Linked DNA regions of Homo sapiens: all the other regions are linked to region 1. The links are chromatin contacts, found by Hi-C or POLR2A ChIA-PET in ENCODE. All regions are on one chromosome and are shown on one strand. The core of a region is the stretch at or near the end of the contact, and the rest is flanking DNA. Distances in the headings are between cores, read along the strand shown.

What was found. A loop is a pair of places that touch in the nucleus more often than their neighbours do. ChIA-PET counts read pairs that join two places held with the same protein, here RNA polymerase II (POLR2A). Pooled maps may share reads with other maps.
Region 2: a map of posterior vena cava shows a loop between it and region 1 (14-fold over the local background). The contact joins the promoter of BAZ1B here to the promoter of KCTD7 in region 1. A Hi-C loop is called at or near these places in 1 of 168 maps with a recorded cell type or tissue (posterior vena cava) and 4 of 50 pooled maps. POLR2A ChIA-PET finds 5 or more read pairs at or near these places in 1 of 52 experiments (endothelial cell of umbilical vein).
Region 3: a loop to region 1 is called in a pooled map, with 7 times the contacts of the local background. The contact joins the promoter of TBL2 here to the promoter of KCTD7 in region 1. A Hi-C loop is called at or near these places in 2 of 50 pooled maps. POLR2A ChIA-PET finds 5 or more read pairs at or near these places in 2 of 52 experiments (HCT116 and OCI-LY7).

The regions. Positions count from the first base shown.
Region 1 is chr7:66,625,815-66,630,216 of GRCh38, reverse strand. It overlaps KCTD7 (potassium channel tetramerization domain containing 7), which reads right to left and starts at 1,336. Exons shown (of 4, transcript NM_153033.5): 1 at 1,009-1,336. The coding sequence starts at 1,152. RefSeq lists silencers at 976-1,545, 2,556-2,755.
Region 2 is chr7:73,520,570-73,524,556 of GRCh38, reverse strand. BAZ1B (bromodomain adjacent to zinc finger domain 1B) reads left to right here and starts at 2,264. Exons shown (of 20, transcript NM_032408.4): 1 at 2,264-2,730. The coding sequence starts at 2,624. RefSeq lists silencers at 1,651-1,790, 2,141-3,020 and an enhancer at 1,921-2,080.
Region 3 is chr7:73,576,707-73,580,957 of GRCh38, reverse strand. It overlaps TBL2 (transducin beta like 2), which reads left to right and starts at 2,379. Exons shown (of 7, transcript NM_012453.4): 1 at 2,379-2,538. The coding sequence starts at 2,409. RefSeq lists an enhancer at 1,728-1,797 and a silencer at 2,128-2,767.

The sequences.
Region 1 (4,402 bases), core at 87-2,586:
CAGCTCACTGCAGCCTCAACCTCCAGGGCTCAAGCAATCCTCCCAACTCACCTTCCTGAGCACCTGGGACTACAGGCACACACCACCAAGCCTGGCTAATTTTCATTTTTGTAGAGGCAGGGTCTCACTGTTGCCCTGACTAGTCTCTAACTGCTGGGATCAAGCAATCCTCCCACCTCAGCATCCCAAACTGCTGAGATTACAGATGTGAGCCACCATGCCTGGTATCTTCTCCCGTCTCTTGAGTGTCATTTCAGGTGTTGACATGATAGTATCACACACATTAAGTAAGACCCGTGGAAGCCCCTGTGCACCAGAGCACAGCAGCCTGTGAGTGAAAGCCATGGGATGCCAGGTGACCGTGCCTACATCTATGAACTGGCCTGCCCCTTATGTGCAGACAGCTCCTTGCCTTGTTCCTTAGGTAGCTGGAGACTAGGTGTGGGCAACCACTACAGCATCCTGTTGGATTCTCTAGAAGACATCTTTTTCTTTTCTTTTTTTTATTCATCCAACCCAAAATGCCTTTGTTTTTCCAGTCGTAGTAGGGACGGGGCCTCGCTATGTTGCCCAGGCTGGCCTCCAACTCCTGCCCTCAAGCGATCCTCCCTCCCAATGTGTTGGGATTACAGGCTCGAGCTACGGTGCCTGGTCAGACACACCATCAGCTCTCGGGGCTCCAGGGTCCCCCTCCCACGGCCCACCCTCCCTCCTGTCTTCGGTAAAAGTGGGACATGGCGATGGGAGTAAATCACCCCAGTGACTACTGGGCGGAGGGTGTAGGGGGTGGGGAAGCACACCTAGTGGGTGTAATTGACAGGGGTTGAAGGTGGGTGGGTAGGGGTGCAGGTGGGCGGGGGAGTTGCAGGTGGGCGGGGGAGGGGCGCAAGTCCGCGGGCCCCGCCCCCAACCCCGGCCCCGCCCACCCGCCGAGGACCGCTATGCCCCGCGCCCGCTTCTCCCCCGCGCCCCTCCCCACGCCCCGCGGCCCGCCGCCCGCCCGGGTACCTCCTGTGGCAGCAGGGGCAGCGCGTGCCCCGCCTGCGTGGCCGTCGGCGTGGCCGGCTCCAGAAAGTCGTCTTCGGCGTCAGAGCTGGACATGGCACCGTCCTGACGACGGCTGTCTGGCTCCCGCCCCGTGACTACCACCATCCCTCTGGCTCTGGGCAGTGGGCGCGGCTTCGGGCGGGCGGAGGCGGCGGCCCCGGGCACTCCCTACCGCCGAGCAGCGCCTGGCATGACGCGGCCGGCTGCGGGCTGGCCGGAGGGGGGCGAGAGGCAGTGCGCAGGCGGGAGGGCGGTGGCTCCCTCAACGCCGACCCGCTCGCGCCCAGCTGGGGCCTGACCCGACCGCCTCCCGCTACTGGCCGACGCCGCGCTGGTTCCGCCCTGATTGGCAGGAAGCTCGCCCAGTCGAAGAGCAGGCAGCGCCAGCGGCCGGCGCCTGAGTGGTCCCTGGGTTGGGGGGGGGGGGGGGGGGCGGCCTGCGAGCCTGCCGTGCACTGATTGGTCCTCTGGCCAGCGGGCGCGCCCTCTCCGAGAGACCCGGCGGTGGTGCGCCGCTACGCTCTCATAACTGGGCGTCGGAGTCTGCCGTGAAGAGGGTTCTCACCCGCGTCAGGGTAGACGCCTTATCCCTTCACACAGGGGGTCACGACTTACTCGTGTGTCTGGCCCCAGAGCAGCGGGTCCTTGTCTCCTCAATGGAAGGCCTGAGCAGCCTTTCCTGGAGGATGTGGCGGGAGGAGGGCTGAGGTGGCTGCGGACACGCCACCGCGGCTGGCCCCGCCCCGAGCCGCAGGGCACCGCCCGGGTGTCCAGTTCTTCCTCACTCGCTCGCGCAGAAATCCGAACGAGAAAACCCAAAATAGGAGCGCTTGAGTTCAATGAATAATGACAGTGACTCCCCACCGTGACCGTTTTTCCACCGGGACACACAGATGGAGACAGGCCCTTCCCCAAGATGCTCCCGGCTCCCTGGGAGGCGGAGTCCAGCCCTAGAGGCTCTATCAGCGCAGGGAGTCTCCTGGGGGTCAAGGTTCTTAGCCCGTTCAAGCCATTTTCTCCTTTCTTTAAAAGACAAAGTCTCACTCTGTTACCCAGGCTGAAGTGCAGTGGCGCAATCATAGCTCATTGCAACCCCTGGGCTCAAGCAATCCTCCCGCCCCAGCCTCCCGAGTAGCTGGGACCACAGACGCGCACCACCACACTCAGCTGATTTTTTAAAATTTTGGCCGGGCGCAGTGGCTCACGCCTGTAATCCTGGCTCTTTGGTAAGCGATGCGGGTGGATCACCTGAGGTCAGGAAGTTGAGACCAGCCTGGCCAACATGGTGAAACCTCATCTCTACTAAAAATACAAAATTAGCCAGGCATGGTGGCACACCTGCAATCCCAGCTACTAGGGAGGCTGAGGCAGGAGAATCGCTTGAACCCAGGAGATGGAGATTGCAGTGAGGCGAGATCACGGCCACTATACTCCAACCTGGGCAACAAGAGCGAAACTCCGTCTCAAAAAAGAAAAAAAAATTTTTTTTTTTTTTTTTTTTTAAGAAATGGGGTCTTGTCATGTTGCCCAGGCTGGTCTCAAACTCCTTGCCTCAAGCTGTCCTCCCTCGTCAGCCTCCCAAAGTGCTGGGATCGCAGGCGTGTGCAACCATGCTTCTCCTTTTCAAACCGTTTTCACACCCAGTTCCTCATCTCATTCTCACAGTGTAGTGACAGAAAAGAAAACTGAGTCGTAGATTAGACAGCTCCAGGATGGCAAAGATGAGCTGGTGGCATAGCACTTCCTCTGTTAGACCATCGCACTCCCAGCTGCAGGAGTGTCCTAGGTCTGTGTTTTCTCCAACTTCAGTTGCATCAAAATCCCTGGAGGGAGACCTTGTTTAAACACAGATGAAAAGGAATGAAATCACGTCATCTGCAGCAACGTGGATGGACGTCATTATGTTAAGTGAAATAAGCCAGGCACAGAAAGACATAAATATTGCATGTTCTTATCTGTGGCAGCTAAAACAAATCGATCTCATAAATTTAGAGAGTAGAAAGAAACCAGAGGCTGGGAACGGTTGGGTGAGAAATGAAGAGATTTAGGTTAATGAAGGACATACAGTTAGATAAAAAGGTTTATGTTCTATGGTTCAAAAGCAGAGTAGTGACTATAATTAACAACAATGGATTGTATATTTCAAAATAGCTGGAAGACACTTTGGGAAGCCAAGGCGGGAGGATACCTTGAGCCCAGGAGGTCAAGACCAGCCTGGACAACGTAGTTAGACCCTGCCTCTACAAAAAATAAAATATATATATAGCTGAGTGTGGTGGCTCACATCTGTAGTCCCAGCTACTAGGAGGGTAAAGCAAGGAGGATCATGCGAGCCAGGGAGGTCGAAGCTGCAGTGAGCTGTGATTGCACCACTGCATTCCAGTGCCTAGGTGACAGAGACTCTGTTTCAACAACAACAATAACAAAAATCTAGAAGAGAGGACTTGAATTGTTTCCAACACATGAGTAAATTCCCAAAGTGATGGATACCACTAATGCTCTGACTTAATCATTACACATCCTATGCACGTAACAAAATATCACAGATATCCCATACATATGTAAAATATTATGTATCCATAAAAAGTTAAAATAAAAAAATAAACAGAGCCCCAGTCCCACCCTCAGAGAATCTGAGTTGATCAGTCTTGGGTGAAGCACTTGGTAATTTGCATTCCTAACAAATCCCAGGATAATTATGATGCTGCTGGTCCATGAACCACACTTTGAGTAACACTGCCCTAAAGGAGGCCCCTTGAGGCCCTCTCTTGTCTTCCATTATACTCTAGTCTTTCTCAAAAATACCTGTAACAAAATTTCCTCTTTCAATCCTTATGCCAATTGGGATGTTTCAGCTGTACCAAGAAACTGCAACCAAAAGTAGTTTAAGCAGTCAGGGAATTTTATTTTATTTTTATCTTATTTATTTATTTATTTTGAGACAGAGTCTCTGTCGCCCAGGCTGGAGGGCAGTGGCGCAATCTCGGCTCACTGCAACCTTCACCTCCTGGGTTCACGCCATTCTCCTGCCTCAGCCTCCCGAGTAGCTGGGACTACAGGCGCCCGCCTCCACGCCCGGCTAATTTTTTGTATTTTTTTTAGTAGAGACGGGGTTTCACCGTGTTAGCCAGGATGGTCTTGATCTCCTGACCTCAGGTGATCTGCCCGTATCGGCCTCCCAGAGTGCTGGGATTACAGGCATGAGCCACCACGCCTGGCCTACACAGCAACTTTTATTGAAGCAGCAATGTACAGCAGCAGCAGAGATACTGCACCTTGCAGAGCAGGGCTACCCCATAAGCAGTGTGCCCAGCGTAGCAGCTCAGAGGCAGTTCTGCACTTATATTTATACCAA
Region 2 (3,987 bases), core at 1,015-3,514, 6.9 Mb before region 1:
TCTGGATGTGGGTGTTGTCTGCTTGGAGAAGCAACTGAAATGCTCCCCATTTAATAGCATTAAAATAGTTGATGCTATTTTCTTATTCTGCACTTTGTATAGAACTGTGATTATTATTATAATTTTTGAGACGGAGTTTTGCTCTTGTTGCCCAGGCTGGAGCGCAATAGCACAAACTCGGCTCACCGCAACCACCCCCTCTCGGATTCAAGCGATTCTCCTGCCTCAGCCTCTCGAATAGCTGGGATTACAGGCATGCGCCACCACGCCCGGCTAATTTTGTATTTTTAGTAGAGACAGGGTTTCTCCATGGTGCTCAGGCTGGTTTCGAACTCCCGAGCTCAGGTGAGGCGCCCGCCTCAGCCTCCCAAAATGCTGGGATTACAGGCGTGAGCCATCGTGCCCGACCAAACGTACCTATTTCCCCCCCCCCCCCGCCTCCCTGAGACGGAGTCTCGCTCTGTCGCCCAGGCTGGAGTGCAGTGGCACGATCTCCGCTCACTCCAAGCTCCACCTCCCGGGTTCACGCCATTCTGCCTCAGCTTCCCAGTAGCTGGGACTACAGGCACCCGCCACCACGCCTGGCTAATTTTTTGTATTTTTAGTAGAGACGGGGTTTCACCGTGTTAGCCAGGATGGTCTCCATCTCCTGACCCCGTGATCCGCCCGCCTCGGCCTCCCAAAGTGCTGGGATTACAGGGGTGAGCCACTGCGCCCGGCCCAGACGTACCTATTAAAGAGACATCCTGGCTGGGCACAGTGGGTCACGCCTAATCTCAGCACTTTGGGAGGCAGAGGCGGGACAATTGCTTGAGGCCAAGAGTTCGAGACCAGTCTGGGCAACAAAGTAAGACCCTGTCTCTACAAAAAAAATAAAAAATAAAAGGTAGATCCAATTCATTCAAATAGTATTCACTAGCACCTACAATGTTCCGAGCCAGGTGCTGAGTATCATGGGAGAAAAAAAAAAAAAGCCAGAGTCACAGCTCTGGCAGGGCGTGGTGGCTCACGCCTGTAATCCCAACACTTTGGGAGGCCGAGGCGGGTGGATCACCTGAGATCAGGAGTCCGAGACCAGCCTGACCAACATGGTGAAACCCCGTCTCTACAAAATACAAAAAATAGCCGGGTGTGGTGGCGCGCACCTGTAGTCCCAGCTACTCGGGAGGCCGAGGCAAGAGAATAGCTTGAACCCGGGAGGGAGAGGTTGCAGTGAGCCGAGACTGCACCACTGCACTCCAGCCTGGGCAACAAGAGTGAAACTCCGTCTCAAAAAAAAAAATAATGATAATTTTGGGAGGCCTAGGCGGTCGGATCACCTGAAGTCGGGAGTTTGAGACCAGCCTGACCAACATGGAGAAGCCCCGTCTCTACTAATAATACAAAATTGGCCGGGCGTGGTGGTGCACGCCAGTAATTCCAGCTACTTGGGAGGCTGAGGCAGGAGAATCTCTTGAACCCGGGAGGCGGAGGTTGCGGTGAGCCGATATCGCGCCATTGCCCTCCAGCCTGGGCGACAGAGCGAGACTCCGTCTCAAAAAAAACAAAAACCAAAAACCAAAAAACTAAGTACGTCTTTTAATCTATTTCTCCAAAGAAGCTTCTATATTCTACTTTCCAGCCAGCCCCTAGAAACAAGCAGTATACTTCTACCCAGATCTCAACCACACTCCCGCCCAGAAGTTAACTCTGGGGTGAGCAAAGCTGGCCCCCACGTTGTCCTTCCGCAGAACCTTTGGTAGGGTAAGCTCCCGGGGCCACTTCCCGCCAACCCCTCCCTGCAGCCCAGCCCCACCCGCGCATCCCCGGGCGTGGCCGAGCACGGCGCCTTTAAGAAGGGGGAGGCGCCCAAGAGGAAAGACAAAGCCCCTGGCCGCGCGCTCACCCTCCCCCTCCGGCGCACCACACGGACAGTGGTGCCCGGATGTCGGTGTCGCCGTCGGTGACAGATGGCGCAGTATCTGTATATGCGAGGGGCTTCTCCGGCTTGACCTCTTTGAGTTCTCGTCCTCTCCATCCCCCGCTGTCCCCCACTTTTAACTCTGCCGTCGGAGGCCCGCACGCCTATCACGGGCGCTTACATAACGTGACCTTTCACCTCTTCAGACTGCCCTCTAGTGCGCTGCAACCCAACTACGCGACAGGGGCAGGGGGGCGGGACCCAGGCGCGGAGCGGCAGCTCCTCCGAGCCAATAGGCTGTGAGCGCTGACCAGCTCTCCGCCTATTGGAGCATTCGCCACCGGCGCCACGGGGGAGCAAGTTAGTGTGTGCGTTGGCCGGGCCCGGGGGAGGAGGGGAATCTCCCGCCATTTTTCAATAATTTCCTCCGGTGCTGCTGAGGAGGAGTCGTGACTGCCGGCCGCCGGGACCCGAAGCGGAGGTCGGCGGGGGGCTGCTGGGAGGCGCGGCGGTGTGCGCGGGAGCTCTGCGCCGTGGCGTTCCGCTCCATGACTGTCGCGCGGCCGCGCCGGCGGTGAGGGAGCCGGAGTTCGCGCCGCCCTCTCACCCCTCCCTTCCCCCACCCCACCCCCGGGCGCCTGGCGCTCGCTCCGGGCCGCGGGGCCTAGTGCTGCGCCGCGGGGCCGGCCCCAGCAGCCGCCAGTCCCCACCGCCGCCGCCGCGATGGCGCCGCTCCTGGGCCGCAAGCCCTTCCCGCTGGTGAAGCCGTTGCCCGGAGAGGAGCCGCTCTTCACCATCCCGCACACTCAGGAGGCCTTCCGCACCCGGGAGTATCCTTTTCCAGCCGCGCGGGCCGGGCTGGGCCGGGCTGGGCCGGGGTAGGGCCTGGGGCTCGCGAGACCAGGTCAGCCGCGCATCCCCGGCCCGGGGCAGCTGTCAGCGCGCCCCGGCCGCTCGCGGGCCTGGAGGCTGAGTCTCAGCCTGCGCCCGCCGATCCTTCCAGGGGATCCGGCGGGGGGCGCGCACCGGCCCTGGAAGGAGAAGGGCCCGCTTCGGCCGCCCCCGGGGCCCCGCACTTTGTCCCGGGGCCTCGCCGGCGAGGAGCGCATCCCCCATCCCCATTACCTTCCCCGGGTTGGCTTTAGGCCTTGAGGACCCGAGAGGGAGGAGGAGGCGTGGGGAGGGGGAGCTAGGTTTTCTCCTTTAATTTTTACAAAAATTTTTTAAAAATTTAAATGAAACCTGCAGCTTAAGTTTTGAAATTGTACTCGCGCGGCCTCGTGATGCGGCGTGTGCAAGACTCAACTGCGTCTTACCCCGATCTCTGCGGGGATACTTGGCGTTTTTTTCGTCTCCCGAGGGGACTTTAGGCCGGGGATGAACTGACAGGACCCTGGGGCAGAAAACTAGGAATGAGATTCCCCGCTTAGAGGAAAGGGAGGGAAGGAAACTGCCTGTGGAGGAGCTGATGCCTGCCTTCCCTGGGCAGACACAGGTTTGAAATTTTGAAGGTTTAGAAGGAGATTGGTATTTGTTAAAATTAAACAAACAAAAAAACCAAGACGTGAAGTTTTTATGTTGTATTTTAGGAACATGAAATTGGATGTTTTACAAAGGAAGCATCCTCTCGTCATGACTAAGATTTCTTGCATAAGCATTATCTTTTAGTGAAAAGTTGTGCAGCTTTTATTTGCTTTTTTTTAATGGGTGCCAGAAGAATCGTTTTTGAGGCTTATCTGTAAAAAAAACAAAAACGATTTCGGAATCAAGCATTTCTTTGGTGACTGAAAGCTTTAAGAGTGAAGGCTAATGTGTTATGAGTTTTCTCAGCCCCTTCTGTTCGGAAGGACTTCATTTCTCAGTTTCTTGCTTGCTTCTGTATAGGAGGAAGTGTCTCTCAGAGTTATTTCATTTCTCCCTGATCCTCACTTTAACGCAGTACTTTAGAGGATAATCTCATTCTTGTTGGAGTGCAATTTGTGAGTGTCCCTTTGTGGGGAGTATACACACAAAGGGGCCTGGAAAATCAGTCCATGCTGGAGGAAGGCTCTTGGAGAAATAGAGCTGTAGCATCTTGGAGCTGAAGT
Region 3 (4,251 bases), core at 1,130-3,629, 6.9 Mb before region 1:
TCTTGAACTGCTAGGCTCAAGCAATCTTCCCACCTTGGCCTCCCAAAGTGTTGGGGATCACAGGCTTTAGCCACTGTGCCTGGCGGCTGTAATTATTTTAAAAGAAGTTTTCTTCTTTCTTTCTTTTTTTATTTATTTTATATTTATTTTTGAGATGGAGTCTCACTCTTATCACCCAAGCCGGAGTGCAGTGGAGCAATCTTGGCTCACTGCAACCTCTGCCTCCCAGGTTCAAGTGATTCTCCTGCCTCAGCCTCCCGAGTAGCTGGGATTAGAGGCGTGGGACACCACGCCCAGCTAATTTTTGTACTTTTGGTAGAGACGGGGTTTCGCCATGTTGGCCAGAGACGGGGTTTCACCATGTTGGCCAGGCTGGTCTCGAAGTCCTGACCTCAGGTGATCCTCCCGCCTCGGCCTCCCAAAGTGCTGGGATTACAGGCATGGGCCACCGCACCCGGCCTTAAAAGAAGTTTTCTGGCCGGGCGCGGTGGCTCAAGCCTGTAATCCCCCAAGCACTTTGGGAGGCCGAGGCGGGCAGATCATGAGGTCAGGAGATCGAGACCATCCTGGCTAACACGGTGAAATCCCGTCTCTACTAAAAATATTTTTAAAAAATTAGCCGGGCGTGGTGGCGGGCGCCTGTAATCCCAGCTACTCGGGAGGCTGAGGCAGGAGAATGGCATAAACCCAGGAGGCGGAGGTTGCAGTGAGCCGAGATCGCGCCACTGCGCTCCAACCTGGGCAATAGAGCAAGACTCTGTCTCAAAAAAAAAAATAAGTTTTCTATGAAAAAATTTCCTGGTCTGGGCCAGTCGCGGTGGCTCACACCTGTAATCCCAGCACTTTGAGAGGCTGAGGCGGGCGGATCACGAGGTCAGGAGTTCAAGACCAGCCTGACCAATATAGCGAAACCCCGTCTCTACTAAAAAATACAAAAAATTAGCGGGGCATGCTAGCGGGCACCCGTAATCCCAGCTACTCGGGAGGCTGAGGCAAGCGAATCGCTTGAACCCGGGAGGCAGAGGTTGCAGTGAGCAGAGATGGCGCCATTGCACTCCAGCCTGGGCGACAGTGCAACGAGACTCCATCTCAAAAAATAAAAAATAAAAATAATCTCCCAGCTCGGCATGGTGGCTCACGCCTGTAATCCCAGCACTTTGGGAGGCCGAAGCAGGTGGATCACCTGAGGTCAGGAGTTCGAGACCAGCCTGGCCAACATGGCAAAACCCCCGTCTCTATAAAAAACACAAAAAGTAGCAGGGCATGGTGGCACGCGCCTGTAATCCCAGCTACTCTGGAGGCTGAGGCAGGAGAATCTCTTGCACCCGGGAGACGGAGGTTGCAGTGAGCCGAGACGCGTCACTGCACTCCAACCTGGGCAACCGTCTCAAAAGTAAATACATAAATAAATAAATAAAATAAGTTTTCTATTAAAAATTCTCCCTTTTAACTTTCGACTTGCCAGGCCAGCCCCAAATCCAGGCCCTCGTCACCTCCCTCTCGGATCCTTGAAGCCACTGCCGGTTTTCTGATTTTGGTCTTTTCACACAAAGGTCCATCCAGGGAATCCTCAGACACAGCTTTTGCCCCACCTCTCCCTGTAATGAGCAGCTTGTTGGATGGAGCCAGCGCTCAACGTCCCCCAGACCTTTCCGCCCCTCTAGCCATTTCCCACATCCCAGCTTCTCAGGTCTTTGCGGAGGCTGTTCCACTCCACGCGCCTGGCCTACTCTTCCTTAAAAGCCCATCTGAACTTTCGCTGATGCTGAGTTTCCTATCCGTTAAATGGTAATAATAATCCCCGCCCCGCTTCCTTGAAAGGATCCAGTGTGGTGATGGCTGGAATAATGCCTTTAATAAACAATTATCAGTGAGTTCTTCAGGAGGAGGCGTGAGCAGTGATCGCAAATCCCGCCTTCCTCCGCCCTCCGCAGCCCTGCAATCTCAACCGCCAGGCGACCCGCCCCTCGAAACGCACCAAGGGTCGAGCCCTGCCCCTCGAGATGTTCTACTTCCAGGCCCCGCCCCTCGAGACACTCTACCTCCGGGTTCTGCCCCTCGAGACGCTCTAACAACCCAGCCCCGCCCCTCGAGACGCGCTAACTCCAGACTCTGCCTCTCGAGGCGCTCTAATAACTAGGCTCGGCGGGTGGAGATGCTCTAACTCCAGGCCCCGCCCCTCGAGCGCCACAACAGCCGGGCCCCACCCCTTGAGGTGCTTTAACGGCCAGGCCCCGCCCTGAAGGCGTTGTAACAACCAGGCTCCGCCCCCAGGCGCTCTAACGGCCAGGCCCAGCCGCTTGAGGCTCCCCAACGGCCAGGCCGCGCCCCCGCGTGCGTGCGCGGCCCGGCAGAGCCGTGCGGGCGCCCGCGTACTCACTAGCTGAGGTGGCAGTGGTTCCACCAACATGGAGCTCTCGCAGATGTCGGAGCTCATGGGGCTGTCGGTGTTGCTTGGGCTGCTGGCCCTGATGGCGACGGCGGCGGTAGCGCGGGGGTGGCTGCGCGCGGGGGAGGAGAGGAGCGGCCGGCCCGCCTGTAAGTGGGGCCGGGTCGGGTGGGGGCGGCCCGCGGTGTCCCGGCTCCCGGCCTCCTCGTGGTCCGACCTGCGGTTTGGGCCCGCGGCTGGTGGGGCCCGGCGACTCCATGGGCCTCAGTTTCTCCTCTGGTAACGTGAGCTTCGCTTCCAGAGACGGGGACCCGCCTTGCCGGGTTAGGCGCACCTCCTGGGGCGGGACTGGCTCCAACCTGGGCCCCTTACTGCGGCTTTCTCTGTGGCCGAGGCCAGGCCGTCCCCGGGGTGGCCAGGAGAGCACCGTAAACTCTTCAGCCTGCTCCGTGGCCGCGATCTCGGAAAAAGCACCAATTCTGTGATGTGCAGCAGCATTTACTGGGCATCTATGACCCTGTGATAGGCTTTGGGGTCTTTTTCTGTAAGGAGTCCAGTAAAGGAGAAGTACATCTGTATTATGAACACCTAAATATGTAAGTGAAAAACACGGTGAAATAAGTTTCACTGAGGCCAGGCGAAGTGGCTCACGCCTGTATTCCCAGCACTTTGGGAGGCCGAGGCAGGGAGATCGCTTGAGCCCAGGAGTTTGGGACCAGCCTGAGCAACATAGCAAGACCCCATCTCTACGCAAAATTAGCTGGGTGTGGTTGTGCACGCCCCTGTAGTCCCAGCTCCATGGGAGGCCGAGGCAGGAGGGTGTCGTGAGTCCAGGAATTCAAGGCTGCAGTGAGTTGTGATAGATCGCGCCACTGTACTTCAGCCTGGGTGACGGCAAGAGCCTGTCTCTGAAAAGTTTCATAGAAGAGGTTAGTACTAGAAATGGGAAACACCAGAGAGTCAGTGGGCAGCCCTGCTCTTTTTATTTATTTTTCAGACAGAGTTTCGCTCTTCTTGCCCAGGCTGGAGTGCAGTGGCACAATCTTGGCTCGTTGCAACTTCCGCCTGCCAGGTTCAAGCGATTCTTCTGCCTCTGCCTCCCGAGTAGCTGGGACTACAGGCACACACCACCACGCCTGGCTAATTTTTGTATATTTAGTAGACGGGGTTTCGCCACGTTGGTCAGGCTGGTCTCGAACGCCTGATCTCAGGTGATCCACTCGTCCTGGCCTCCAAAAGTGCTGAGATTACAGGCGTGAACCACTGTGCCCGGCCAGCCCTGCATTTTTTTTTTTTTTTTTTTTGCAGGGGGACGGAGTTTTGCTCTGTCGCCCAATCTGGAGTCTAGTGGCGGGATCTCGGCTCACTGCAAGCTCCGCCTCTGGGTTCACGCCATTCTCCTGCCTCAGCCTCCTGAGTAGCTGGGACTACAGGCGTCCGACACCACACCCGGCTAATTTTTTGTATTTTTTGAGTAGAGACGGGGTTTCACTGTGTTAGCCAGGATGGTCTCAATCTCCTAACCTCTTGTGATCCACCTGCCTCGGCCTCCCAAAGTGCTGGGATTACAGGCGTGAGCCACCCTGCCTGGCCGAGTCCTGTTCTTTTATGGGGGAGGTGGTTGTTAGGGAAATCATTACTGAGAATAGGGGGCACATGAGGTAGTGTGGGGTCTCAAAGGATGGTTCTAGAAGAAGAGTTTGCCAGAAGGCCAAGGAAAAAAGACATTCCTGCCAATGGCAATACCCGAGAAGGCAAGGAGTCCCCAAACAGCATTTGGTATGACTTAAGTGTGAGGAGGGGGGCTTGTTAGACATGCCTGGAGAGAAGGAAGCAGAGGACAGATTGTGGCTGTGTTTGTT